Regions from separate parts of the Homo sapiens genome. Here region 1 is linked to region 2. Evidence: chromatin contacts called from ENCODE Hi-C or POLR2A ChIA-PET data. All regions are on one chromosome and are shown on one strand. Each heading gives the region's core, a stretch centred on a gene start or an enhancer-like site at or near the end of the contact. The rest is flanking DNA. Distances are from core to core; before and after follow the strand shown.

What was found. A loop is a pair of places that touch in the nucleus more often than their neighbours do. ChIA-PET counts read pairs that join two places held with the same protein, here RNA polymerase II (POLR2A). Pooled maps may share reads with other maps.
Region 1: a loop to region 2 is called in a map of Right ventricle myocardium superior, with 1.9 times the contacts of the local background. The contact joins the promoter of LINC02348 here to the promoter of PCSK6 in region 2. A Hi-C loop is called at or near these places in 3 of 168 maps with a recorded cell type or tissue (Right ventricle myocardium superior, gastrocnemius medialis and psoas muscle) and 2 of 50 pooled maps. POLR2A ChIA-PET finds 5 or more read pairs at or near these places in 1 of 52 experiments (PC-9).

Annotation. Positions count from the first base shown.
Region 1 is chr15:101,612,806-101,617,099 of GRCh38, reverse strand. LINC02348 (long intergenic non-protein coding RNA 2348) reads left to right here and starts at 2,761. Exons shown (of 3, transcript NR_147041.1): 1 at 2,761-3,150; 2 at 3,326-3,565. RefSeq lists enhancers at 2,416-2,932, 2,933-3,451, 4,270-4,294.
Region 2 is chr15:101,486,912-101,490,956 of GRCh38, reverse strand. PCSK6 (proprotein convertase subtilisin/kexin type 6) reads left to right here and starts at 1,250. Exons shown (of 22, transcript NM_002570.5): 1 at 1,250-1,583. The coding sequence starts at 1,287. LOC124903566 reads left to right here and starts at 1,804. Exons shown (of 2, transcript XM_047433427.1): 1 at 1,804-4,045. LOC107987228 (a long non-coding RNA gene) reads right to left here and starts at 1,190. Exons shown (of 2, transcript XR_001751730.2): 1 at 633-1,190; 2 at 1-569.

The DNA of each region.
Region 1 (4,294 bases), core at 1,512-4,011, 120 kb before region 2:
AAATTAAGCTGTGCTTTGAATGTTTTAGTTAAGGATAAAAATGTTTCCCACAAAATGCTCATTTGTAAGCTTGCGTGATTCTAAGGGTATCTCATGGTGTCTAGAAAAGTTAGATTTCATTGTTTCCTGCCGGGGCCGAATTAATGAGATGTCAGTCAGTAAACTCACTCCTTCCTCAAGGTCTCTTTATGATGTGTGATCAGAGGGTGATGGGCTCACAGCAGCCAGGGCCATTCATCCTGCAGTTCACAGATTTGTCTGTTTCTACAAACCATGCATCTTCTCAGACCCAGGATAAAGGACTATGCCTTATCCTGTGTGATCAGCATCACACACTCACACACTCACCCGCAGTCACACTCACACGTGCACACACACACCCACACATCACGCCTCCCCTGGGTGGTAAGCTACATTTTAGTTTACCCAATAGTGATCAACGAGAGCGCAGTGTACGTGTTGTACACGGGGTTTCCAAGTCTCTGTTTGCTTTTTGGTCGATGGCAGTGGTGAAAGTTTATGAAGCAAGAAAGGAGCGCGGGGGAGGTGAGGCGAGAGGTGGGGTGGAAAGCTTTCAAATGAGGCCAGCTCCTTATGGAAATGAGGCTCCGTCATTTTTCCCTGAGTGGCCTAAACCCAATGTTTACTTGTAGCTTCTGTGCAATGAGCTCAATATCACACGTATTATATTGGATCCTGATAGTCTGATATTTTATGGGATGTCTCCTAGATCTTCTTTGCTGACCCCAGCGGTCCCAGCCCAGATTCCAAGCTGAACAAGTCGGGCTGCTTGCTCTGTGAGCAGTGGAGTCCCTGCTGAGCTTGGGCAGCTTTCCCGAGGCCCCGCCCTCTGGCCTCCTGCCCTGCTAACAGGCACGTACTCTGTGGATGGGACCCTGAACCAGTTATCTCAATGTCAGGGGGAATTTACTTCCAAGAAACTCCCCTCTCCTCCCAACTGTGTCCATTCATTCCTGCGGAGTCCGCACGTGGGCTGCTCTTCCTCTGGGTTCCCGCCCCTGAAGGCGCAGGAGGCTGTGACCACGCCCCTTTTGGAGCCTTCCTGGGCTCAGGGAGGGGCTTTGCCTGCGGGTGAGTGTGTGTGAGTGTGTGATGCTGATGACACACACACGGCCCTGCCTCGAAGGAGGCATCTGGGACCGAATGGGCTTGGGCGTCCCTCATGCATTCTACCGACATGGACATGGGCCCCTGGGAGGGTCTGAGCTGTGGTGGAGGGAAGCCCGGACACAGGTCTTGCAGAAGAGCTCAGCCACCCCAGAAAGGACCTCAAGGGTGGGGCCAGGAGTGCAGGTGGGGGCGCTGGCTGGCTGGGAAGGGGATTTCACATAGGAGGACCAGGCAGAGGGAACACTATGTCCACAGTGCATGCAGCACTTAGAGGGAATGCCACGTCCACAGTGCATGCGGCACTTAGAGGGCAGGCCACATCCACAGTGCATGCAGTACTTAGAGGGAATGCCACGTCCACAGTGCATGCAGCACTTAGAGGGAACGGGACAGCTGGCAGGGCTCTAGCCAAGGACAAAACAGCCCATTCCGTTCCCAGACTTTGAGTCAGCGTTTAGGGTTTTGCCTCATGATGGGCCGTGCTGAGGAAACCAGTCAAGATGACCTGAACTCAGACCCCTTCCGCAGTGTCTCCTTTGTCCTGCTGAGCAACTCTGCTGTTCTCCTGCAGCCCCTCCAGGCCAGCCTCCCTCTTCTACTCAGGGCGGGGTCCAGTCAGTGCACCCAACTCCGGGGCTCCTCAAGGCTCTCCTCCCTGCCTCTGATCTGGGCTGAGGTGGAGCAGATGTGAGGAGAGGTGGGGGGGGGAGCCCCCTTCTGCATTCCCCATGGTAGGAGCAAGGTTGACATCCCAAAAGCTCCTGTCAAACTGTCCCCAAAGCTCCTGGACAAGGACTCCTCCCTCGCCATCTCCCTGATCAAACTCACCCTTCCAGAAGGGCTCAGAGTGGCATCTGGGACAGCCCCGGTTAAGGTCTCATAGACTATCTGCTCTCGGGCACGGACCGGCATCTTTAGGATGTGAGATACTCGGCTCTTACTGCTGTCAGTGTGGGGGCCTCAGCTGGGACCACACACCGCATCACAGCCTGCTACACACACGGAAGCATTTTCCCGAGTCCGACTGTGGAACTGTAATGAATCTCAGCTGCCACTCACAGCTGCTCACCAGCGTTCTCTGCTGCTTTTAGTGGCTTTGTAGGTTTCCATTGCAGAGCTCAAATTATTTAAGCAGCCCTGGTCTTGGGTATGGAATTTTGCGGTCACAGCAGGCTGGGAGGGGATCTTTTGCTGATTCCTTTGTGCACAGGTGTGAAGAGATGTGTAGGAGAGTCCTGAAGGTGGTTTCTTATCTAACCTGCATCCGTGGAAGAGCGTGTCCTGGTGCCTGGGTGTCGGGACCCCATAAGGACCATGAGCTACCCCTTTGCCAGGGCTGGGACTGTGGATGGTCATTTGCAGCCCAGACCCACGAGGTGTTTCCCAAGCATGGTGGCACCTCCCTGTGGCTGTGCCTGGCTCCTTCCAGCTCTCCCCAGTGGCCCATAGGCTTAGAAACATGTAGAGTGTGTCCCAGGCAGGGGGCCAGCCTTAAAAAATGCCAGCCCATCTCCTCCATCCACGATGACATCACCGGTACGGGCTTGTGTGTAGGTGACCTTTGGTGGCCTGATCCTCCTGCCCTCTGCCTGGCTCCCTGGGCTCTGGTGGAACACAGCTGCCCTTCCTAATTTGGTCTTAATCAGGCTGAGCTAAGCCAGTCTGTATTTGAGGAGTTGGAAGCAGGTGATTCGGGCACAAATTTGAAGGCTGATAAACGGCAGCCGTCACCCGTGCACTCAGAGCGGCCAGAAGTCCTGCTCCTGGGGAAGGAGGAAGGGCGCAAGGGCAATGAGCATGTCGCCTTGCCCTCGGGGTGTGCGGTTTCTGCTCAGCCTCCTCTTGCAGCCTTGTTTCAAGTGTGGGAATGGCCTCCTGACTCCCAATCCGAAACAACTGCTGAGCACAGAAGGCAGAGCAGGGCCCTGAGAGTCAGAGGAAAATGCTGCTGCGGGGACTGGGGAGCCCCATCGGGTGACTCCCCAGAGATGTGAGCAGGTGCAGAGGCTGGAACAACAGGTGAGGCATGTGGGACCAGGAGGCCGGGTTGTGGGAAGCAAGGCATTTGTGGGAATCCGGGTTCCCCAGTGACACTGGAACCCTTCCTGCAGTCCCTGATATTCCTGGGGCTCGTCAGGGCTTCCCGTAACAGCCCAGGATTAAGTTTGTTCTCTTCCCTACCCCCAACACGCAGTGCTGCAGGAAAGTCTCTCCCGTGGATGCTGTGGCCTGGGGCTTGGGTGACGACGTGCACGGCTGCCTCCTCGCTGTCACGTGCTCTGCTGGCTCGTCTCCAAGCTGTGCTGCTCATGTTCCAAAGTCTCCCTGGAGGCTTTAGTGAAAAGCCCTTTCCCCGGTGACCTGGAGTGTCTTGCTAGATGGAGCTGGCCAAGCCTGACGTCTTTTCCTGGCCGATGCCTCAGTCCTTATGCAAGTAGGTGCAGCCACAAAAGGCACCTTCATGGGAATTAGGAACAGAGGATGCCAGGGCTGGGTGTCTCACCAGTGACTGCTGGGCCAGGGAGCAGACCCCGTGCAGACCTGCCCAGGCAAATCTGCTCCCCAAGTAGGGTGTACCAGGGGAGAGGGGAGGGCTGCACAGACCCCTGCTTCCAACATGCAGCTCTTTTGGACACTAGGTGGGGAGGAGGTGGGCTGGCATTTCTTTAAGGCCGCTGCCTGCTTTGGACACACTCTCATGGTTTCTCAGCCCGAGGGCCACTAGAGAAAGGTAGAGGGACCAGAGACTGCTGGAGTAAGAGTGCATGCACAAGGGACAGCCCCAGAGAGGTACCGCCATGCTGCCATGCCTGGGAAATGTGCCTCATGGGGCTTAGGGGGACCATCCACAGTCCCAGCAGCCCCAGCCCCTGCACAGGGGTCACCCGTGGTTTTTATGGGGTCCCGACACCCAGGCACCAGCACACGCTCTTCCATGGAGATCCCATGGAGAGGGATGCCTGCGTGGAGGCCACAGCACTTCTACCAGACCCTGCCACCAGCAGCCAGGCTTGGGAAATGGGGTGGGGGTGGCGGCAGCCTGGCCTGGTCACCGACATTAGCAGTCACCTGCCCAAGGCCATGTGGGGAGGGAGCAGCAAGGAGAGGCCGAAAAGCAAGCTGCGGCCTCAACCGGCCCTGGGTGCCCTCCCAGCCAATATCC
Region 2 (4,045 bases), core at 1-2,500:
TCCTTCCCACCTCAAGGCCTTCTCGACCTTTTTGTTTTACTTCCTATATTAAGCAGGTTGATGGCTTGCTTTCTGGAAGTGGGCCAGTAGGACCAATGGGTCCTGGGAGGGATGACAGAAGAGATCCAGCAGCGATCCTTACCCTTCATAATTCCTTGATTATGGTGTGAACATTTCCATCCATCTCCAGGGTGCTTCAAATCATTATCCACTGGATACCAGGCTGCTCCAGGAAGCAGGGGTGAGGATGATTCAGCTGACTTTCTACTGCTGGTCCCAGCTCAGTGGGTGCTTTTAAGAGTGTACATCGTCTAGTGAACACCTACCACACGGCAGGCCCTGGGCTCATAAAAACGAACGTTTACGGACAGCTTATTGTACAGCAAAAGCTGACCTCATCCTCAAATCAGCCCGACGGGGTAGATGCCACTGTTCCCCGCATTTTGCAGGTGGGGCGCCTGCCCTCAGCCACCACAGTCATTTGCCCAAGATCGCAGCGAGGCTAAGCGGACGGCCTGGGGGTTCACCTGCACGGCCTGGGGGTTCACCTGCGCGGCCTGGGGGTTCACCTGCACGGCCTGGGGGTTCACCTGCGCGGCCTGGGGGTTCACCTGCGCGGCCTGGGGGTTCACCTGCACGGCCTGCCTCCCAGCATGGGCCGCGGCCTCCGCCATGGGCTCCGTGCGGTGGTTTCTCGGGTACACGCTCGTGAGCCCGGCTGATGCGCCACATGCCTTTGCCCCGCTCAATGTGTCCCTTCAGCCAGGCTTGGTCCCGGGCGACCCACTGTCTTCCCCGCAGCTTCTTCTCCCTGGGACCCCGCACACGGGCGAGCCCTCCGTCTAGGGAGGCGGGCGAGGCCGCCAGGCGTCTGAGGCCCCCGCCAGGTGAGTGCGGCCTTCGGGTGTCCGGCCGGTCTAGGGAACCGGGGACTCACCTGAGACGCCGGGGCCTCCCCGCTCCCAGCAGAACTCGCGGGCCGAGGACGCCTCTGGGGCGGCACCGCGTCCCGAGAGCCCCAGAAGTCGGCGGGGAAGTTCCCCCGGTGGGGGGCGTTTCGGGCCTCCCGGACGGCTCTCGGCCCCGGAGCCCGGTCGCAGGAGCGCGGGCCCGGGGGCGGGAACGCGCCGCGGCCGCCTCCTCCTCCCCGGCTCCCGCCCGCGGCGGTGTTGGCGGCGGCGGTGGCGGCGGCGGCGGCGCTTCCCCGGCGCGGAGCGGCTTTAAAAGGCGGCACTCCACCCCCCGGCGCACTCGCAGCTCGGGCGCCGCGCGAGCCTGTCGCCGCTATGCCTCCGCGCGCGCCGCCTGCGCCCGGGCCCCGGCCGCCGCCCCGGGCCGCCGCCGCCACCGACACCGCCGCGGGCGCGGGGGGCGCGGGGGGCGCGGGGGGCGCCGGCGGGCCCGGGTTCCGGCCGCTCGCGCCGCGTCCCTGGCGCTGGCTGCTGCTGCTGGCGCTGCCTGCCGCCTGCTCCGCGCCCCCGCCGCGCCCCGTCTACACCAACCACTGGGCGGTGCAAGTGCTGGGCGGCCCGGCCGAGGCGGACCGCGTGGCGGCGGCGCACGGGTACCTCAACTTGGGCCAGGTGAGTGCGGCCGGCCCCGCGCGCCCAAAACTTTCCCGGCGGCCTCCGGCGCGCGCGAGGGGGGCGCCTCCGCAGTCCTGTCCGCCCGGCCCCGGCCCCGCGCGCGCGTGGGAAGGCTCCGGGACCGCTTGGGGACGGCGGGCGGCCGGGGCGCCCTGCGGGGGGGGGTGTCGCCCGGGGGGGCGCGCGCGGGACACTCGGCGGGGTGGGGGGGACTGGGGTCCCGCGTGGGCGCCCACGCAGGTCCGGCGCGCCGACCGCAAGTCCCCCGGCAGTGCCGCCCAACCCCGCGCTCGGAAGTGTGGCCTCAGAAGCCGGGGCGGCGCGGACACCTGCCGGGCTCCGGGGGAGTCTGGGCTGCCTCAGGCGTCGCGCGCCGTCCGCCGCTGGGTCCTGGGCGCCCACCCGGCTCTCCCCCGCGGGGGAGCGGCCCCTCTGCCCTCGACGGGCGGCGCGAGCTCCGGACCCGGTGCGCGCGCCAAGGCGGCCGCGGCCGCTGCTTGGGTGACATGAGCGTGGCCCGGCGTCTCGGGGACTCGCGCTCCCTCGGTGTCCGCGGCTCCCGGGGGTAGATGGCCGGGAGCCTGCACCCTGGAGCCCGGCCGCCGTCGGAGAGGCCTTGGGACAGCGCAGGGCCGGGGGTCCTGGGTTTAAAACCTCTCCAGGAGCGGAGGGAGGGCGCTTTGTGTGGGGGCTTCTGCCGCGGTTCTGATGGCCGAGCGGTGTGACCTTTGGCAAGTCGCTCCCCTGACAAGCTCCTTTGCAGTCAGTGGCAATGTCTACACCGCTGGGTTGTCGGAAAGATCTAATGCTGCGTTGCCACAGAGCCTGGACCGGGGCCTGACCCTCACCGGCCCCCACGGGGCCCTCCCAGCCCCGCAGCCCTCGGCTGTCCCCTCTTCTGTCAGTGAGCAAGCAGGCCACGCCCTGGGCACAAAGGCGGCATTACCCTCAAAGGACCTCCCGGCGGGTCCCTTTTTCCTCTCTCAACCAGCTACCGGGCTGAGGGGCGGTGAGTTGGGGTTGATCCATGTTTATGGCTCCTGGAGAGGCCGTTATTTTGAGGTCACACCAGGGGACCTCTCAGTGCAGTTAACAAATCTACAAACTACACACTCAGAGGGTTAAGTGAAGTGACAGGGAAGCACCGACTCATAACTCTAAACCTTAGTGCCAGGCAGTGTTAAATGTAGTTTCATCGTTATCCGTGGCAGAAGCCAGCAAGGTGTGGTGGCGTCCCTGATTGATAGAAATGACATTAGTTCTGCATCCCAAGCCCCACGTTGATGTACTATTAGGTGTGTGGCTGGAGGGGTGGATTCCACCATTCGAATGAAGGAATCTTCACAAGGCAGGTTCGAGTTTACTGAAAGAATGCTAGCACATCTTTGGAGACCTTTTAAATATATGCATATATATATATAAAATGTTACATATATACACATATACACACATACATATACGCACATGTATATCCATATAGATATTTAGTTTTTTTAACCACTCAAGGCCCTCCAAACATCCTGTGATTTCAGATTTTGCCGTCGGGTAGCACTGACTTCGTTTGTCTCTGTAGTTCTTGACTCTCCCTGGCTGATTGTCCAGGCTGAAGAAGGTGTTCCTCATGTTTGCGTAGTGCCCCTGGCTCCTGCCACACTTCGCTGCTGTGCCCAGGTGGCCCAGCAATTTGTCTTCAGCTAAAAGTGACTCTTAAACTACGCGATAAATTACAAAGTGCCTGGGTTTTGGGATTCTAAAATTAAATGAGCAGAATGGAGCTGAAATTGAGCTGTGAGCTCACACTGCAAGAGAGAGGCAGAGAGGCACAGGTAACTCTCCCCGGAAATTTCTATCTGTGGGAATAAAAATGCCTAACCCTTGGCCATGCCGCCCCTTTGAGACAACCTCTGTCAGGCTCACTGAGTTCTTAGTGCAGTCTGCTCTCCTGGTTTTGCGGATGGGAGAGAAGATTCGCCCCGATGCACACTCCGTACCCAGGATATTCTGGGGAGTTAATCGGGGTCTCCCCAGCTCTGTCTAGTGCAGCCAGCATGAATGCCACGCAGCCCGGTCACTCAGGCATGGTGCTGGCAGTGGCACTGCGGTGACATTCACTAACAGAGATTAGCTGGTTGGGGATAGGAGCTGTCTCAGAGGCTTGTGTGTGATTACTCACGGAGGGCCTATTACTCTTTATTCCAAAACGAGCTTTTCTTTCCCCCCTCTAAGTGCACTGCTAATGTGGAAAAGGCCTGGAGCATTTGAGCCTCTACCCACTCAATAAGAACTCTTTGAAAACCTTATTTGCCTTTTTTTCAGCCAGGAGAATTTGTGACTCATAAATAAGATGTAGATATTATTAGCTTTGACTTACAGATGAGTAAATGGGGGTGAAGTAAGGGAAGGAAGCTGTTTGTGTTCACATGGTACGCATATGTCACCTCTGACAGTTCCATCCCTGC